Linked DNA regions of Homo sapiens: region 2 is linked to region 1. A link is a contact called in ENCODE Hi-C or POLR2A ChIA-PET data. All regions are on one chromosome and are shown on one strand. The core of a region is the stretch at or near the end of the contact, and the rest is flanking DNA. Distances in the headings are between cores, read along the strand shown. Region 1 overlaps PRKCA (protein kinase C alpha). Region 2 overlaps PRKCA (protein kinase C alpha).

Region 1 (5,215 bases), core at 718-3,217:
AGCTTTCCATCAATGATTGCATAAAAACCACGTTCTCTGACATACATCCAGCCAACTTCTTTGGCCTCACCTTCTGCCTATCATCTCCCTGAATGTCATGTCCACTTGGCATCATGTCACCTATGGTTTCCTATACAGGCTTTCCAATTGCTCAAAGTGGGTCCAGCCGCAGGCACTCCACTCACACCTCCCAGGTTAGCAGGTGAACTCCTACCATCTTCCAAATTCAGCTCTGGCTTTACCTGCAAGAAGCCTTCTTTATCCCACGTCACAAGCTGACCTGGTTTAGTGCTTCCTTTCCTCATCCCTCACCTGCGCTCCTATGGCAACCCATGGCCACCTTCCTTTGCCACTTCATTTGCCCGTTCCTACAAAACGTGGCTACTTCTCATCAGTCCCTTGAGGGCGGGAACTGTGTTCTGGTTATCTTCATGTTCTCAACTGCCACACAGTAGGACTCATTATTAACTGAACTGAGAACATTTGTACTAAATTATAAGCAAAAAGAAACACCCCAAATACTTAAAGAAGAACAATGCCTGGAATAGTTTTGTACAACCAGTATTCTGAGATAGGTATCAATATGGACATATATGGTATACTCATCCTCCCCTGGGGAGTAAAGCAGCAAACATAGATAAATCACTCATCACAATATTCGTTTATAACCATGAAGAAAAGCTTGACATAATAAACTATAGATAGTCTTCATGCCCATTAGGATGGCTACTGTTTCTAAAAGGTGTTGGCAATGATGCAGAGAAATTGGAACCTTTGTGCACTGTTGCTTAGACTGTAAAATGGTTGTAACCACAATGGAAAATTGTACAGAAGCCCCTCAAAAAATTAAATAGAACCATCATGTAATCCAGCAATCTCAATTCTGGCTATCTATCCTAAAGAATTGAAAGCAGGGTCTCAGAAATATTTGTACACCCGTGTTCATAGCCACACTACTCAAGAGTAGCCAAGAGGTGGAAGCAACGAAGAGTTGTTGTTTGATAGGCAGACAGTTTCAGTTTTGCAAGACGAAAAGTTCTGGAGGTCTGTTTCAAAAGGTGACTATAGTTAACCCAGGCATGGTTGCTCATACCTGTAATCCCAGCACTTGGGGAGGCCAAGGCGGGGGGATCACTTGAGGTCAGGAGTTTGAGACCAGCCTGGCCAACATGGCAAAACCGCATCTCTACTAAAAATGCAAAAATTAGCTGAGCGTGGTGGCACGCACCTGTAGTCCCAGCTACTCAGGTGGCTAAGGCACGAGAATTGCCTGAACCCATGAGGTGGAGGTTGCAGTGAGCCGAGACTGTGCCACTGCACTCCAGCCTGGGCGACAGAGCTAGACTCCATCTCAAACAACAACAAAAAAAGGTGAATATACTTAACACTACTACCAAACCGTATGTGTACAAGTGGTTAAAACTGTAATTTTATTCATTGACAGATTAAAAAAATAGAATGATGTTGAAGATCCCTAACACAAAAATCTGAAATCTGAAATGCTCCAAAATTCGAAACTTTTTAAGTACCAACATGATGCTCAAGGAAATGCTCATTAGAGCATTTCAGATTTCTGGATTAGGGATGCTCAACCTGGAAGAATTATGCAAATATTCCAAAATCTAAAAAAATCCCCAATCTGAACCATTTCTGATCCCAAGCATTTCAGATAAGGGATATTCAATGTACATATCCATATATATAATGTTATATTATTCAGCCCTGAAAAGGAAAGGAAGCCTGTCACATGCTACAATGTGGGTGAGCCTGGAGGATAGTACGCTAAGTGAAACAAGCGAATCACAAAAAGACAAATACTGTATGAGTCCATTTATGAGTTAGTTAAAGCAGTCAAATTCATAGAAACAAAGTAGAATAGTAACTGCCAAAGCCTAGGAGGAAGAGGAAACCAAGAGCTGTTGTTTGATAGGCAAACAGTTTCAGTTTTGCAAGATGAAAAAGTTCTGGAGGTCTGTTTCAAAAGGTGAATCTACTTAACACTACCAAACTGTAGGCTTGCAAGTGGTTAAGATTGTAATTTTTATGTTAGGCGTCTTTTACCACAGTTTTTTGTATAGATTAAAAACTGCAGATTGAAATTTTGAAAAACTTAAAAGGAATACCCAAATTTTCATTTACTGCTTTAAAACAAATGCTGTCAGCCAGGTAATCCCAGCACTCTGAGAAGCCAATGTGGGCGGATCACTTGAGCTCAGGAGTTCAAGACCAGACAATGGGGCGAAATCCCATCTTCTACAAAAAAATACAAAAATTAGCCGGGCATGGTGTCCCACTACTTGGAAGGCTGAGATGGGAGGATCAACTGAGCCCAGGAGGTTGAGGGTACAGCGAGCCGCGATCGCACCACTGTACTCCAGCCCGGAAGACAGAGCAAGGCCCTGTCTCAAAAAAAAAAAAAAAAGAAAAGAAAAGAAAAGAAAATGCTGTCTACCACATGGTGCATCAATATCCACAGCATCATTCCTCTGTGCTTTCTACAGCCAAACTGCCCATATATTTCTTCTCTAAATTGGATCTTAATCTACATGAGAAAATGCAGAACCAGTAAATACAAAAATCGAGCATTAAATAAAATTAAGTATCTCAAACGAGAAGTTCGATTTTTAAAGTAAACATCATCACTCTGTCTGCCCAGTGCACTAAAATCTCTGGAAGCTTTTAGCAGCAGCAGGATCCTAATTGCATAACCTTGTTTCCAATGAGTGAGAAATTATGCTATAATTTTACTTATCAAAAGAACATATGAGTAGCGCGACGCCACCCACCTCCCCATCATCCATCTGCCTTTCTCGTTCATTAATTACATATGCTTCCGACTCTTCCTTTCTGATTACCCTGAACACTAACACTCTCCAAATGGGGACTGTTCCCTCTCTGTCTTGCTTCCAAATTGTCTGATTAAACCACACTCCTCACAGCTTCTAATCCTACAGTTACCCAGGGAGCTTTCCTTCCCCAATCTTACTCTCTCCACACCAAAATGCCTTCCTCACTCCAACTATCACTTAGTTCTTTGCCACTTAACTTTTTCAGCTAATCTTCCAAATTAGCCCATCACCAACTTTGATTTTTCTCCTAAGATGTTTAAAGCCATCATGAGCCACTATTCACTTCAAAAGTGTGGTTGGGTTTTGAGTCTATTATTGTATGACCACCACCTTGTTTCTTCAGTTTCCCTCTAGGGGTATAAATCGTGTCTGCATGTGGCAGATAGAATCTGTGGGCTGGAATCTTCATGGTTTTAAGCGTTACTCTGATTTTAGTCTGTTTCATTTCCTTCCAGGTCTCAGAGATATTGAGCTTGGACTTCGACCATGGGTTCTGGAGTCCATTCAATTCCCAGCCTTGGCCATTCCTGGCTGTGTAATTTCAAGGAAATTACCTAAACACTCTGAGTTTTGATTCTATCGTCAATAAAATGAAGGAAATGCTAGCATTTGCCATGTACATTGACATAGGGATTAATCATGGAAATAAAGAGTTGAGGTCCATGTCCTGGTACAGAGACTCAAAAAATCCTCAGTGATGGTAGATGCCAGCTCCCTTGGGGAAGGAAATATGATGGCTCTACTTCTTTGGAGTTTAGACGATGTCACAGAGCCTTATCCTGAGGAGCTCCCTGACTCTGCAGAGGCCATGAACAATGTCACAAACAGAGTTGGACGACAGTGGTGCCATCAGGATGCAGGCATCAGCACTGTATCCTGAATAATGGTACCATTAAGAGTAACTCCCCTTGAATGGCTCACACCCCCCATGACACATTACAGACTACACATCTTGATGTTACCACAAATCTCTAGAGGCCCTTGATGTATTCAAGTCTTCTGTGTAATAAGTCACAAAACTAGTGCTGAACTTAGCTGAGTTGGAAAAAAAAAGAAAAAGGGCAACGACAAACCACCTGTGACCCAGGCACCCAGCATCTCTCAGTAAGACATTTGCCCTTAAGTCAAAGGCAAGAACTCCAAAAGACAAGCTAAAAAAGAAAAACAGAAAACGTTTTTAAAGATATATCTTTTCTTCCTTAAAGTCCTGCATCAAAATGACACATCCACCATCTAACAAATTAATAAATTCCCTTAAAATTATAAATCCAGCATGGTCTAGACTGTGGGGCAAAAGGCACTCACACCCCAGGGGTGAAAATGTAATCTTGCACTAGGTTTTTAGAGGGTAACTTGGCAACAAATATCAAAAGCCCTAAAAAAAAAAAAAAAAAAAAAGTCTACACTGGGGCCGGGCATGCTGGCTCATGCCTGTAATCCCAGCACTTTGGGAGGCTGAGGGAGGTGGATCACCTGAGGTCAGGAGTTCGAGACCAGCCTGGCAACATGGAGAAACCCTGTCTCTACCAAAAATACAAAAATTAGCTGGGCATGGTGGCAGGCACCTGTAGCCCCAGCTACTCGGGAGGCTGAGGCAGGAGAATCGCTTGAACCTGGGAGGCAGAGGTTACAGTGAGCCAAGATTGTGCCACCACACTCCAGCCCGGGTGACAGAGACAGACTCTGTCTCAAAAAAAAAAAAAAAAAAAAAAAAAAGTCTTGATTGTTTGACTGAATGATTGCTTCTACTAGTTTTTACTGCAATAATTAGATATTCATATAAATATGTATGTAGAAAGGTATTCATGGCAGCATTACTTATAATAATGAAAAATAAAAAACAACAATAGAGGGTGAATTAAAGATTAAATTAATGACAGGGCGAGGCATGGTGGCGGGTGCCTGTAATCTCAGCTACTTTGGAGGCTGAGGCAGGAGAATCACTTGAACCCAGAAGGCAGAGGTTGCAGTGAGCGGAGATCGCGCCACTGTACTCCAGTCTGGGCAACAGAGCGAGACTCTGTCACGAAAAAAAAAAAAAAGAGAGAGAATGAATGACAGAACATTCACAAGGAAAAATATTACACAGCCATTTAAAAGCTAAATTCTTGAAAAAATAAGAAAATGTGAAAATACACATGACAAGTGTAAAAAGCAGCATAAAACTATGTAAAAACTACATTACCAAATACACATCTAAAGGTACAAGGAAAAAAAAGACTGTAAAGATATGGCATTATGGATGATTTATTCTCTTTCAAATTGGCTCCAAAGAACATATATGACTTTTACACGTGAAGGAAAAGGCAAATGATTTTTAGAAAAATTTTGCCTAGTGTTTGCTAGCAGTTTTTACCACACTCCTT
Region 2 (5,215 bases), core at 687-3,186, 110 kb before region 1:
CTACAAAAAACACGAAAATTAGCCGGGCATGGTGGTGCACGCCTGTAGTCCCAGCTACTAGGGAAGCTGAGGTAGGAGAATTACCTGAGCCCAGGGAGGTTGATGTTGCAGTGAGCCATGATTGGGCCACTGCACTCCAGCTTGGGCGACAGAGTGAGACCCCATCTCAAAAAAAAATAATAAAATTAGTAAAATACATACTTTCCTACAGCAATCTCATAACAATTTCTCATGAACAAGAATAGTAAACTCTAAGATTTCTGAAGACAGTCTCTGTCCTGGCAAAGGCAGGCTATGTAAAGTCAGGAATATACCCAGAAAGGCAGTGATCAAATGGGAAAGAAATCAAAGGCTATTGATTCCTTAAGCTGTTAGCTCTCTCCATTTCTCCCTTTTGAATTGCAATTGGTTACAAACCTCTCTACATGATAAGCCATCACTTCAAGGATGATCACCCTAAAATACGCAGGTGACAAAACAAGTTTTGCCTTTCAATAAGCAGTTTTTCCTACCAACATTTAACCAAAAAATGCTCATGAGGTTAAGAGATTCTGGTCACACAGCAGGCACAGTTCAGTGGGCATCTTGCATAATTTCGTTAGGCTTAAACTTCAAGCACTGAAGAGTCCCTCAACACAAAAAACCTTTTCCCCCCGAAAACAAAATTCTCTTTCTAAAGATGGTAACTTGTAATCAGGAAGTGGCTGGTATTGATTCTGAGAGAATCGCAGGAAACATTTCACAGATATTCCACTCCTAGGAGTGTCCAAGGGAGAGAATACAGTCATGGGTTCTTAGTTTCTGTTTCTTGTTGGGCCAGTAAAGCCCCTTCCTCATCCCTCTTTTCTGCTTATCACTAGAGATAGAAACTAAAAAACATGGCTTCAGGTTGCCAAAAGTCTCAAACAAAACAAAACAGAACCACCACGACAACAAAATAAGGTGGGTTGGACAAGCTTGACTCAAGTCTATGAAATTATTTTCATTTTCTTTAGGGAATCAAAGACTTCATTTTTTTTTTCCATTCATTCGCTCTTTCAACAAACATTAATGATCACCTACTATAAGTCAGAGATCATACTAGGCATTGGGGATACAGAGATGAATAAGATTTACAGGAAAGAATTATAACCCAAACAAGTCTGCCTGTGGCAAATGGTTACACTAACGGCCCCAGTGACTCATACCCCCAGGTTCCACACCCTTCTGTGATAGTTAATTTTATGTGCCGACTTGACTGGGCCCCAGGTGCCCAGACATTTGGTCATACGTTATTCTGGGTGTTTACACAATGGTGTTTTTGTATGATACTAACATTTAGATCGGGAGGTTGAGCAAAGCAGACTGTCCTTCCTAGTGCAGGTGGATCTCATCCAATCTGTTGAAGGCCTGAATGGAACAAAAAGACTGCCTCTCCCTCCAAGTAAGAGAGGATTCTTCTTGCCTGAAGGCCTTGAGATTTGGTCACCAGCTTTTTCTTGCTCTTGGACTCAATCTAAAACATCAGCTCTTACTTCAGAGCTGATGTCTTAAGCTTGCCTGCCTTTGAGCTTGGACTGGAACTTACATCATCAGCTCTCCTGGCTCCCAGACCTTCAGAATCAGACTGGTGCTATCCCATTGGCTCTCCTGGGTCTCCAACTTGCCAGCTCACCCTGCAAATCTTGGGACTTGCCGGCCTCCATAATTGCATTGAGTCAACATCTTATATTAAATCTCTTTACACACACACACACACACACACACACACACATACACACACACACACGTTCCTTTTCTCTGGAGAACCCTGATTCATAAACCTTCACAGTGACTCTGGGCTTTGGCCAATGAAACACTGGGAAACACAGCGCCAGGGGAAGCCTATTAAGTGTGTGTACACTGAGGTGTTCCTTCTTGGAAAACTGCCACTCCCTTGTAAAAAACCTGCACTACCCTCCCAAGCTAATGTGGGGCAGACCTTAGGACTCCCTGGCCAGCAGCCACAGCTAACAGCCAGTGAGGCCGCTGTGAGTGACTCTGTACCAACCTTGGAAGATGATAAGCAAGAGAGTGCATAATCACATTAAAAAACAAAAACAACAACAACTGGAGTACCACGGGGTGGCAATATGAAAGACAGTTCATAGAGGAGAAACAGTCCAGAGTCAGTAAGACCAACTCACAGCACACAACAAGGCCTTCACAAAGACAGTGGCTATGGAGATGGAGAGGAAAGAGAGTTGAAAGCAGAACTCGTAGCACTTGGAAACCTATTAGGTGCGTGAAACAAAAAAAAGATGGAGACAACCAAGAAAATCCTGAGACTTCTGGCTTGGGATCCTGTGTGCAGAGGACAGCTGGGTGTTACACCATGATCAATCAGGGTGACATAAGCAATGGCTTGCAGGGTGGAAGAGATGCACGGAGAATAGGCAAGAGTGCTGGAATGCTGAGGACAGTGATGTACGTGGGTGGCATGACATCCCCAACATCAGGAGCAGAGTGCTCTTTCCACACAAAGATGGTCACTGGGAAACCTTCACCCAGTCAGAACCACGGCAACGCCCAACGGCAGTGTTATCTTCGTGGCCATGACATTCTTCTTAAAACCTGACTTTTCCCCTTGGTTTATCATTCTCAAAACAAATATGTTTTGGAATGTGCTAGATTATAAGAATAAATAGAACAGACTGAATTACTAACAAAATAATTAGAATGGACCTTCCCACTGTCCATGTGACTCTTGCTAGTACAAGCCTCTACGTTTGAGGGTGCTGGATCCCAGCTTCTGGTACAACATAATAGAGGCGACTGTGAGGGGGGGTGCTCCCCACTTGCTGTTTTCTCTTAGCCACCATCAGAGGCTGAAACAGTGAGTGGGTTCATTTGATTGTTATGATTGGTTCTGGCTCATGATCCCTTTGTAAATAAATAAAATAACACAGTTATAATGACAGCTAGAATACCCACAGTAAACCAACCTTCTTTTCTTAGATCCTGGGAAATCTACTTCTCTGTCCACAGACCCTTCCTAAATCTCCTGCTGGAAATGTATTAAGCAGCAAAAACAGAAAACAAAGCCAAGGTGAGGAAGGTACCAGCTAACTGAATGGGACTCGGCTTAGAAGTTTAGAAGTTCAGCTTCTAAAAAACATGACTCATCAGAATCCAGGAATAAGCCCCAGCATGAGCCAAAAAGCTCTCTGGGCTGGCTTTCAGCTTAGGGTGTAGACACTTGAAACGGATCTTTCCAGAAACCCAATGTCCTGAAAAGTCCCACTCTGTACCCTCTTCAGAAGGACCTAAACCAAGTCTCCAAACTGCTGCCAGCTCCCACCCGGTCCCATCAGCCCTACATGCTCCTGTCTTTACTAGTTCACGTTGCTAATCTGCCTTGTGAAGGTTTTTACTGTTAATGTCTCAGGATTGTATGATTCCAAATTTCTTTTACCATTTTAAGATTTCTCATAGTCACAATGACCCCAGACTCCACCCACAAAAATGGAACCTTCACTGACAGAAAACTGCCCCTAAGTTAGCTTTGCTGTTCAGTCACGTGGTACTGTGGAAAAAGAACAGGTTTGGAAGTTGAGAGGTCCAGTTCAAAGCTTAGTGCTCCACTTACTACTGCACTCGGGAGAATCACTTAACTACCTCAAGCCTCAATTTGCACATCTGTACAATGGGAACAATAATGCATACCTAGTGCATTTATGTATGTTATCCGCTGAAGTGACTATTTGAATAGTAATATTTATTCATATACATGACTTCCCACTAAGGATAAGTTGTTTGAAGACAAGAACTGTGTTTTTTAACCTTTGCCTCCCATAATACCTCACACACAATAAATGCTCAAGAAACATTTAATGTTTACATACAATGAATAAATGCAAGAAAAACACCAGACACATAAGAGACGCTAAATACATGGTATCACAAAGATGTCACATCCTGTGCCGTGGATCTTCCAACTCTGGGCTTCCGAGAATTTGCACTCCTACAGCAGGCTCTCCAGACACCATTTCCAACAACAGTTCTCAGGGTCAGGTAATTTGGCTGTTTGTACATCACGAAATGTCTAGTATCACTGAGTCACTTGGATCGGTCAGAAAAAATAAACAAGGAATCCATCATACCAATTGTTGATCCCAACCAGTCAAAAGCTATTGCCTCACCCACTACTTCTTAAACTAAATTCCAAATAGTGAAGACTACACTTTGAAACAGTTACTGGGAAAAACAGAAAAGCCCATCAGGTGTGTTCCCCCACACCCCCAGCATCAGCCGTAATAATGATGCTGATGAGACGGCTACTCTTGGGTATTAAGGGAGTTCAGTAAAAGTCTCACGCACAGCTGTAAATATTCAAGTAATTCAAGACCGGATAAATACGACTGGTGATCAAGTTAGGTTATCAGACCTTCACCAACTCATTCTCTTTGGTTCAACGAATACTTTTTGAGTATCTAATTTGTGCCAGGCCCTGTATCAGGCACTCGGCTTTCAAAGAGAAAACACACAGGACCCTCTCACAAAGAATTCACTGTGTAAATATGATCATTAAGTAATATGACCTTTTTTTTTAATTTAAGAAATAGGGTCTCGCTATGTTGCCTAGGCCAGATCCCAAGTAAATAATTTTTTTTTTTTTTAGACGGGGTCTCACCGTGTCGCCCAGACTGCAATGCAGTGGCACGATGTCGGCTCACTGCAACCTCCGCCTCCAGGGTTTGAGCAATTCTCCTGCCTCAGCCTCCCAAGTAACCGGGAGAACAGGCACACACCACCATGCCTGGCTAAATTTTGTAATTTTAGTAGAGATGGAGTTTCACCATGTTGGCCAGGCTGGTCTCAAACCCCTGACCTCAGGTGATCCACCTGCCTTGACCTCCCAAAGTGCTGGGATTATAGGCATGAGCCACAGCGCCTGGCCTCCAAGTAAATAATTTTTAAAAAACCAAACATGCCCCAGGTGAAGCTGCTCACGCCTGTCTCCCCAGCTACGCAGGAGGATCACTTATGTCCAGGAGTTCAAGTCCAGCCTGGGCAACATAGCAAGTCTCACCTCTAAAATTCAAAATAAGTAAATAAATAAATAAGCATATTAAATAAAAGTGCCCCGGAGACATTATACAATGATTCAAACACACTCTCTATGGTTAATACACAAAGATCTGTTCCCAGACTTGATGTCAGAGGCATTTTATAAGTTTCACAACAAAATCACTCT

What was found. Hi-C counts contacts between places; a loop is a spot of excess contacts on that map. ChIA-PET counts read pairs that join two places held with the same protein, here RNA polymerase II (POLR2A). Pooled maps may share reads with other maps.
Region 2: a pooled map shows a loop between it and region 1 (3-fold over the local background). The contact joins two enhancer-like sites. A Hi-C loop is called at or near these places in 4 of 50 pooled maps. POLR2A ChIA-PET finds 5 or more read pairs at or near these places in 5 of 52 experiments (Panc1, activated CD4-positive, alpha-beta T cell, activated T-cell and 2 more).

The regions. Positions count from the first base shown.
Region 1 is chr17:66,396,308-66,401,522 of GRCh38, reverse strand. The region is part of intron 2 of PRKCA (protein kinase C alpha); the gene reads right to left. It overlaps PRKCA-AS1 (PRKCA antisense RNA 1), which reads left to right. Exons shown (of 4, transcript NR_110822.1): 4 at 3,305-3,454. Among named protein-coding and RNA genes, the nearest start is that of PRKCA-AS1, 18 kb to the left of the region's middle. Within about 2 kb of position 1,967, at least 2 of the 41 ENCODE cell types and tissues checked have a DNase peak (open chromatin) inside an H3K27ac peak, as active enhancers do.
Region 2 is chr17:66,505,717-66,510,931 of GRCh38, reverse strand. All of the region lies in intron 3 of PRKCA (protein kinase C alpha), which reads right to left. Among named protein-coding and RNA genes, the nearest start is that of PRKCA-AS1, 91 kb to the right of the region's middle. RefSeq lists an enhancer at 3,387-3,681. Within about 2 kb of position 1,936, at least 18 of the 41 ENCODE cell types and tissues checked have a DNase peak (open chromatin) inside an H3K27ac peak, as active enhancers do.